Linked DNA regions of Homo sapiens: region 1 is linked to region 2. Evidence: chromatin contacts called from ENCODE Hi-C data. All regions are on one chromosome and are shown on one strand. The core of a region is the stretch at or near the end of the contact, and the rest is flanking DNA. Distances in the headings are between cores, read along the strand shown. Region 1 holds the start of FAM225A (family with sequence similarity 225 member A). Region 2 holds the start of BSPRY (B-box and SPRY domain containing).

Region 1 (3,794 bases), core at 707-3,206, 240 kb after region 2:
TGACAAGGACACTGAGGGAACAGTGGTTCCATCTGAGCAGAAGTGTGTGCCAGGGCTTCTCTTGGAGCACAAAGACAATGCTGCAGGGATGGCTTCTGGCCTGGAAACTCCCTTTTTGGAAAGTGACCTGTGGCTCCAGGTAGCTGTTCTGTGTGCGACGGTGCTGAATCTTGTCCTTGTCCTTGGTGGGACCCCCTGTGCTCAGGGTGGAGGAGCTCTCTGTGACCTCCCTGGACCAGGTAGCGCCACGGGAGATCCCCTTCAGGCACTCTTGCACACAGGTCTGCCCCGCCATCTGCAGGAAGCGTGCGGTGTTCCCGGCTCTCCTTAGACACTCTCAGCAGCTGAAGTCACTCCAAGCATCCAAGGGAGGCTTCTCCCTGCACCTCTGGGTCATGTGGTCAAGGCCAATGCAGGGCAGAGGAGTGACCGCTGGAAAAGAAGAGCCCAGATGAAGTGCAGTCACCTACCTGAGGCCGGGCTCCCCTGGAAGTCCCCATGAAGTAAGTCTAGGAAGAAACCACCAGAGGGCCCCTAGATACCCAGTGGGGAGGGAAAGGGCAGTGCGGCTCGTCTTCATGGAGCGATTGCTACAGTGCTGGGATTTCATCACGCCTGCTAGCTTCATTAGTTACTATTCCCATGAAAAAGTAACACAGTAATGCAACATTTTATTTTATTTTATTTTGTTAATTTTTTTTTTGGACGGAATCTTTCTGTGTTGCCCAGGCTGGAGTGCAGTGGCAAGATCTCGGCTCACTGCAACCTCCACCTCCCAGGTTCAAATAATTATCCTGCCTCAGCCTCCCCAGTAGCTGGGATTACAGGCACCCGCCACCATACCTGACCAATTTTTGTATTTTTAGTAGAGACGGGGTTTCACCAGGTTGGCCAGGCTGATCTTGAACCCCTGACCTCAGATGATCTGCCCGCCTTGCCCTCCAAAAGTGCTGAGATTACAGGCGTGAGGCACCATGCCCGGCCTTAATGCAACATTTTAAAAATCAAAATTCATGCTAAATATTCCATTGTGAGCAAAATATCCACATTTTAAATCAAGCCATGGTCAGATCCTGTAACTGCAACACTCTGAGAGTTGTACAAGCGTTGGGCACGATGGGAAACTAAATTTTGGCAAATTCCATTCAACCTATAAAGTTGTCACCAAAGAAAAGGAAAAGTACTCACTTGCGGAATGTTCCAGACAGCTCCCAGGCACACTGCACTGCCAGAGATGGGGGATCTGCTCCCCGAGGACTGGGGCTTTTCCAATGAAGGCCATTTTCCAGTTTCGTCTAAAAGCACAGAAGGACTTCGTGAAATGTTTGGCTTCTTCCTAAGGGAAGGAGGTGCCTACAGCGTTGCCATCACTGCTGCTGGCCACAGGAAGATGCGTACATATCGTCCCGCCCTAAGATCGTGTTTTGAAAGTGGGCGACTTTGGAAATTAACTGAGGCTGTAACCGCAGAGCTGACGGGATGGGGGAGCTGCTCTGATGAGTCTCCAGAGCGGCCCGGTGACCGCAGGAGCTCTGAGTCATCAAAGACCGGGGCCAGGGAGCCTGGAAGAGGAAGGGCCCGCTGCTCCCGGGCCACGCCGGGACACATGAGTTAGGGGCAAAATTTAATGCCGCAACAAAGCGACTCATTTTTTTGGAACTGAGGCTGTTCCAGAACTTCTTACTCACTCTCGGCGCCGCCCCCGCGCTTCCAGGCCCCGGACCCGCCGCAAACACCGCTGGGCTTGGACTCAAACCGCGGTCCGGTCCCACCCGGTCTGGTCCAGTCCCGTTGGAGGCGGCGGTTGGGCTCAGCGCCAGGCGCGCGCCCTCTGCTGGCCGTTGGGAAGCGGCGAGGGAAGCGCTGAGCTCGCGGCCGAGCGGTGGTCGCTCGCCCCCTCGCGGGCTCTCCCGGAATCGCTGACATTCTCCGTCCCTTGCTCTCTGCTCCTGGCTGGGGATGCTCCATTTACATGGATTGGAATAGACCTAAGCACCACAATTACAAAATCAGTTATACGGTAATCAAAGCCTCAAAACACCAGGTAACCCATGTTCTAAATCACTGTTTGGGAGACAGCCAAACAGGTGAGTCACCTGATGAGAAATACCTGCCCCAACCTCTTACATGAAAGAAAAATTTGTAATACAATCAAGCTACTGGTCACTGTTTATTTTTATAATACCTACCAGTTTTAACAAAATACCATTCTGAAGAAAGTGTCACAAGATAAGTTCAAACAGAAGAACAGCAAATGCCATTTTATATCATTGTAATAGATCAAAGAATATTACAAATAATATTCATTCAAGGAATACAAATTTTCTTCTCTCTAAACATTTTTGTAACTCATAATGTACAAGATATTGTCAAAATAATTCCATGATTTTGGTACTAATATTTGCCAACCGGGGCAAAAGAGTTGCGATTTCTTTTTGAGCTGGGCAAACCATCTGTATAATTGATTAGAAAGAGCCACAAGTTTAACTTCCTCTACAGTTTTCCTGTGGGAAACGTCACATGAAGGGAAATAAAACCATATTTTCATGTAATGTAATTTTTTTTAAGATGGGGTCTTGTTATGTTACCCAGGCTGGTCTCTAACTTTGGCCTCAAGGGATCCTTCCCCCTCAGCCTCTCACCTCTCTCACCTCCAGCCTCCCAAATGCTAGGATTACAGGCGTGATACATCGCGCCTGGTGGAAGAAGAGCACTTCAATTTCACCCCTAAAAACCTCCCAGGCAAAGACTGTATTTCTTTGCCTTCAGATGGGGGCAAATTTTTGGAAGAACCTTTAGACAGCGATTCCCAAACAGGGACAAAGTAGATTTCCTGCTTTCATCTTCCTGATAGTGATCAAGGCTGGAGGGTAGTAGTTTCTCCAGGAGATCTTATCTCACGCACCACCATGGCCCTCCATGTCCAGCTGGTTGAAGCCTGCAGAATGTGGTGGTGGGAACAGGAGTCTTGGGTCTTCTGGATTTTGAGACTATGTCCTGTTTCCCAAGAGAACTAGGAGCAGGTCTTTGTATTCAGGCCTGACTAAGAGGAGATACTATTCAGATATCTACTATTCAGGTATCTCAAATGCATGAAGATGTCCTTACTTTTAAGCCATGGCTCCAAGGCGTATCCCAGGAAAGGGAGCAGGCAAGGCTGGAGCAGAGCGTCCCCAGCCAGGAGCAGAGAGCAAGGGACGGAGAATGTCAGCGATTCCGGGAGAGCCCGCGAGGGGGCGAGCGACCACCGCTCGGCCGCGAGCTCAGCGCTTCCCTCGCCGCTTCCCAACGGCCAGCAGAGGGCGCGCGCCTGGCGCTGAGCCCAACCGCCGCCTCCAACGGGACTGGACCAGACCGGGTGGGACCGGACCGCGGTTTGAGTCCAAGCCCAGCGGTGTTTGCGGCGGGTCCGGGGCCTGGAAGCGCGGGGGCGGCGCCGAGAGTGAGTAAGAAGTTCTGGAACAGCCTCAGTTCCAAAAAAATGAGTCGCTTTGTTGCGGCATTAAATTTTGCCCCTAACTCATGTGTCCCGGCGTGGCCCGGGAGCAGCGGGCCCTTCCTCTTCCAGGCTCCCTGGCCCCGGTCTTTGATGACTCAGAGCTCCTGCGGTCACCGGGCCGCTCTGGAGACTCATCAGAGCAGCTCCCCCATCCCGTCAGCTCTGCGGTTACAGCCTCAGTTAATTTCCAAAGTCGCCCACTTTCAAAACACGATCTTAGGGCGGGACGATATGTACGCATCTTCCTGTGGCCAGCAGCAGTGATGGCAACGCTGTAGGCACCTCCTTCCCTTAG
Region 2 (4,117 bases), core at 1-2,500:
AACAGGTAGGACGAACCAGGAGCTTTTGGGTGTTGCTGAAAAACTGAACCCCTCCCGAGCCCAGCACCCTATATAAGATGTGTTTATTACAGGTCACTCTGGGTAGGCGAAGTCCCCAGCCAGAGCCCTCAGGCTTCACAGCAGGGGTGAACTGCAGAGTCGGGTTGGGAGAAACAAGCTGTTTAATCAAATTGCAAGGAAATCCCCAGGGGCCACAGAGAAGCCCAAGGTGACTTCGACTCTCCCAATCTCAGCAGCTCAGGAGAATGGTGATGACAAGGAGGTGGCCACCCTGGAGCCGAGCTGGAAGTGGAGGTGGCGAGAAAGCCTGGGTGAAGGGGAATCCCCTGATATTCTCCCTACCCCCACCGTTTATCCAGCTGAAGCCCTTAAACCAGCCTGAAGTACAGTCAAGGCCAATCCTGAAAGCGAAAAAGAGATCACCGCACCAGAAGCCAGAAGGGGTTAGGAGCAGGGGGAAGAGGCGAAAGGAGGAGGGGGGCTTTGAGTCCAGGGGTTAAGGGATACGGTCGCGCTGGATTTTATCAGTGTCAGTTTCCACAGGGGCGGGAGCTGGGGCACACCCTGCGCTGAGAACTGGAGCAGCTGAGCCTTTCATGCCAGCCCCAGCTTCCTCAACAGAGCAATGGAAGGGGCCTGGGGAGCCTGGATCCCCTTATCGCTAAGCATTTTACCCACTATCTTATTTATTTCTCACAACTCTAATAAATACGCGCTATTATTATTGTTGTTGTCCCCAAACTACAGATGAAGACACTGAGGCTCAGAGTTACGTGACTCACAGGGAGTAGATTCGAACTCAGGCCAGCCTGACTTCAGAGGCCACACCCTTAACCGCCTAGTCCTACAGCCAAAGCCACCGAGGAGCCTAGGCTCCGGGGCCGGGTGTCGAGTCCGCCCAGCCCCAGGCTCCCCAGTCCCTGCCGGGTCCCGCCAGGCGCGCCCGGGGTCTCCGGAGCCCTCGCCTTCCGGCGCCCACACCCGCTCACCCGCAGCTCCTCGGCGCGCTCCTCCGCCCGGCGGATGCGGTGCCCCCGGCAGCGACCGCCCAACCCCGCGCAGGCGGCGCACACGGGCCGTCGCTCGGAGCCGCAGAACCAGCTCAGAGCCTGGCCGTGTTCGGGGCAGAGTGGCCCCGGCCCGGGCCCGGACCCGGACCCCGGCCCCGGCTCCGCGCCCTCGGCGGACATGGCCGTGCGCCCGCCCCGTGCGCTCCACCTGTCGCAGGTGGCGGCGGGCGGGGCCTGGCTGACCCCGCCCCCGGCCCTCCCGGTGCGCCAGCGCGCCCCGCAGCTGCGCCTCCTCCCACCCAACCCGCGCTCCCATCCCGCCCGGGGCAGCAGGTCTCTTTAAATTCCTTGTTGAATGAAATCGCGATTGTATGCGTATTTGTTCTACAACAAACATAAAACTCCAAATATTACTGTGACCGTAGGAAACTTTATTGAGCACTTATTAAGTGCCAGGCTTTCGCTGAGAGCTTTGCAAGCGTTCTGTTATGTAATCCCGACCACTGCCCTTTTTGAGAGGCAGCTTTAGATGCCTAGCTTCAAGCAAGGCTCTGCTGAGAAACTGCCTGGTTCAAATCCCGTTTGGCTGCTCACTGGGTGGGAACTCCAGCTGTAAAATGGGGTGAGAGTACCTGCCTCCCAGACGTCTGAGGAGTAAATACGCTAAATACGTAAAACAATATCTGGAACATAGCAGCTGCAATCGCTAAGTGTCTACTAACAGTGCGAGGAAAGTACTATTAGGATCCCATTTTTATGGAAGTTAAGTGGCTTGCCAAGGGTCACAGTTACTAATTGGTAGCTATGAGATTGGAACCTAGGCAGTGTGACTTAAGGTTACTATAATTAATAATTTTTTAAATTGAACATTGAGGCCCAGTGAGAAATATCTGTATTAGGCTGATTTTCCCAAAGTATTTACATCCAAACTTTTTGAATTTGAATATTTGAGTTTTCTTTTTAAACTAGCATTGAAAAAAAGTAATGCCTTTTTATTTCGAAGAAAACAAAATATGCAAATAAGCATGTGGAAGAAAAATCCACCCACTCCCACCCCAGAAAGAAAAACTGCTAACATGTTCCTGAGCTGTTTAGGGCTTTTCCCACCCTCAGGATCTTATATATTAGTCTGAGCCCAGATTGAGCCCTCTGCTGGGGATCCAGTCTAGTCTGTCTGGGCATACAAGGAGAACGCTGCTCTCCAGCTCTAAATTCTTCTTCTTCTTTTTTTTTTTTATTTTTTTTTATTTTTTTGAGATAGGGTCTCACTGTGTCACCCTGGCTGGAGTGCAGTGGTGTAATCATAGCTCACTGCAGCCTCGACCTCCCCAGCTCAAGTGATCCTCCCACCTCAGCCTCCTGAGTAGCTGGGACTACAGGCACATGCCACCGTGCCCAGCTAAGTTTTGTATTTTTCGTAGAGACAGGGTTTTGCCATGTTGCCCAGGCTGATCTCAAACTCCTGGGCTCAAGCCATCTCCCCCCTTCAGCCTCCCAAAGTGCTGGGATTACAGGTGTGAGCCACCGCGCCCGGCCACCAACCCCAAATTCTTTCTTAGGAGTCTTGGCAGAAAGCTGGGCACTCTCTCAAAAGGGGAAGGGCCCAGGCCTTCAGGTGTCAGAGAGTACTCTGAGTGCATCAGAACTGAACACAGGCGGGAGCTAAACCGAAAGAGAAACATTACATCCCATAGCTCACAGGGGCTCTAGCACCTCTACTCTGAAGCTTCTCTAAGCAATGGCCACACAAAGGAGATAGAACCCTTTCCTTCTCAGCCACTACTGCTTTAGCACCTGAGGGGTAAGGGCAGCTAACAGCCCCAGAGCTACCCAGAGCGGTACACAGTGGTGTCATCATCCAATGGGGACACATTGTCACCCCAGATAGACAATATTACACCATATGATTAGAGAGAACACTGAGTGAAATATAGTCATTGGTTTCATCCCAGCTATGCAGCTTACAGCTATGGGATCTTGGTCAGGTTACTCACAGCTTCTGTGTCTGTTTTCTTATCTCTACAACAGAGGTGATAATAATACTATCATCTACCTTAGAGGGCTACTTCAAGAATGAAATGAGATCTTGTCTACAAAGTATTTACTTTGGGTGTCTGATATACAGTAGGGGATAATAAAAGGTTTTATTATATGTGTGAGGATCTGTAAATACAGTTGTAGCAGGTTTCAGAATGTAAATTGTGTGAGGTTCTTTGGCGACAGGGGTGCTGCTTTCCTGGCATCTAAAGAAGTTTCCAGTGCATCCCAGTGGGAGGGTGATGGCCTCATAACAGCATCTACACTCCTCTGGGGGTGGGGAGGGAAATAGGCCATGGTAATTAGAGATTGTGGTTAGAATTTTTTCCTTCTAAGGACTGGGGATGGGGAATTATTAAACCCTATGGTGAAAACAAAGAAAATAGGAGGTGCTTTTTGTGTGAAGGCTAAAAAGAAAAGAGGTTGTGTGGCCAGGAGCAGTGGCTCATGCCTGTAATCCCAGCACTTTGGAAGGCTGAGGCAGGCGGATCACTTGAGGAGTTCGAGACCAGTCTGGCCATCATGGTGAAACCCCGTCTCTACTAAAAGCACAAAAATTAGCCGGGCATGGTGGTGCACACCTGTAATCCTAGCTGCTGGGGAGGCTGAGGCATGAGAATCGCTTGAACCCAGGAGGTGGAGGTTGCAGTGAGCTGAGATCGCGCCACTGCACTCCAGCCTGGACAACAGAGCAACACTCTGTTTCAAAAAAAAAAAAAAAGAAAGAAAGAAAGAAAAGAAAAGAAAAGAAAGAAAAGAGGTTGTGGAGGGCAGGGGGAGGAACAAGGGTTAAAATCCTTAGGGAAAGGTGGGGGGGGGGGAGGGGGGCCTTCACTGGGTGTGGCCCTAGAGCAGTCATTGGCCCTACCAGGTCCAGGATCTGGAAAACAGCCCCTAAATCACCAGAATTACTTTCAGGTAGTGGCATCAGCAAATGCAAAGGGCTAAGGTAGGAGTAGATTTACTTTTATCAAGTCGGGTTCCTCTGTTTCACCACTTATGAGCCAAGTTGGACTGGAACTGGAGAATCGCCCTTTCCCTATCTGTTC

What was found. A loop is a pair of places that touch in the nucleus more often than their neighbours do.
Region 1: a loop to region 2 is called in a map of tibial artery, with 27 times the contacts of the local background. The contact joins the promoter of FAM225A here to the promoter of BSPRY in region 2. A Hi-C loop is called at or near these places in 1 of 168 maps with a recorded cell type or tissue (tibial artery).

What each region holds. Positions count from the first base shown.
Region 1 is chr9:113,111,058-113,114,851 of GRCh38, reverse strand. FAM225A (family with sequence similarity 225 member A) reads right to left here and starts at 1,956. Exons shown (of 3, transcript NR_024366.1): 1 at 1,689-1,956; 2 at 1,189-1,295; 3 at 1-432. It overlaps FAM225B (family with sequence similarity 225 member B), which reads left to right and starts at 3,175. Exons shown (of 3, transcript NR_024376.1): 1 at 3,175-3,442.
Region 2 is chr9:113,346,674-113,350,790 of GRCh38, reverse strand. BSPRY (B-box and SPRY domain containing) reads right to left here and starts at 1,250. Exons shown (of 6, transcript NM_017688.3): 1 at 1,011-1,250. The coding sequence starts at 1,211. RefSeq lists silencers at 903-1,182, 1,213-1,282.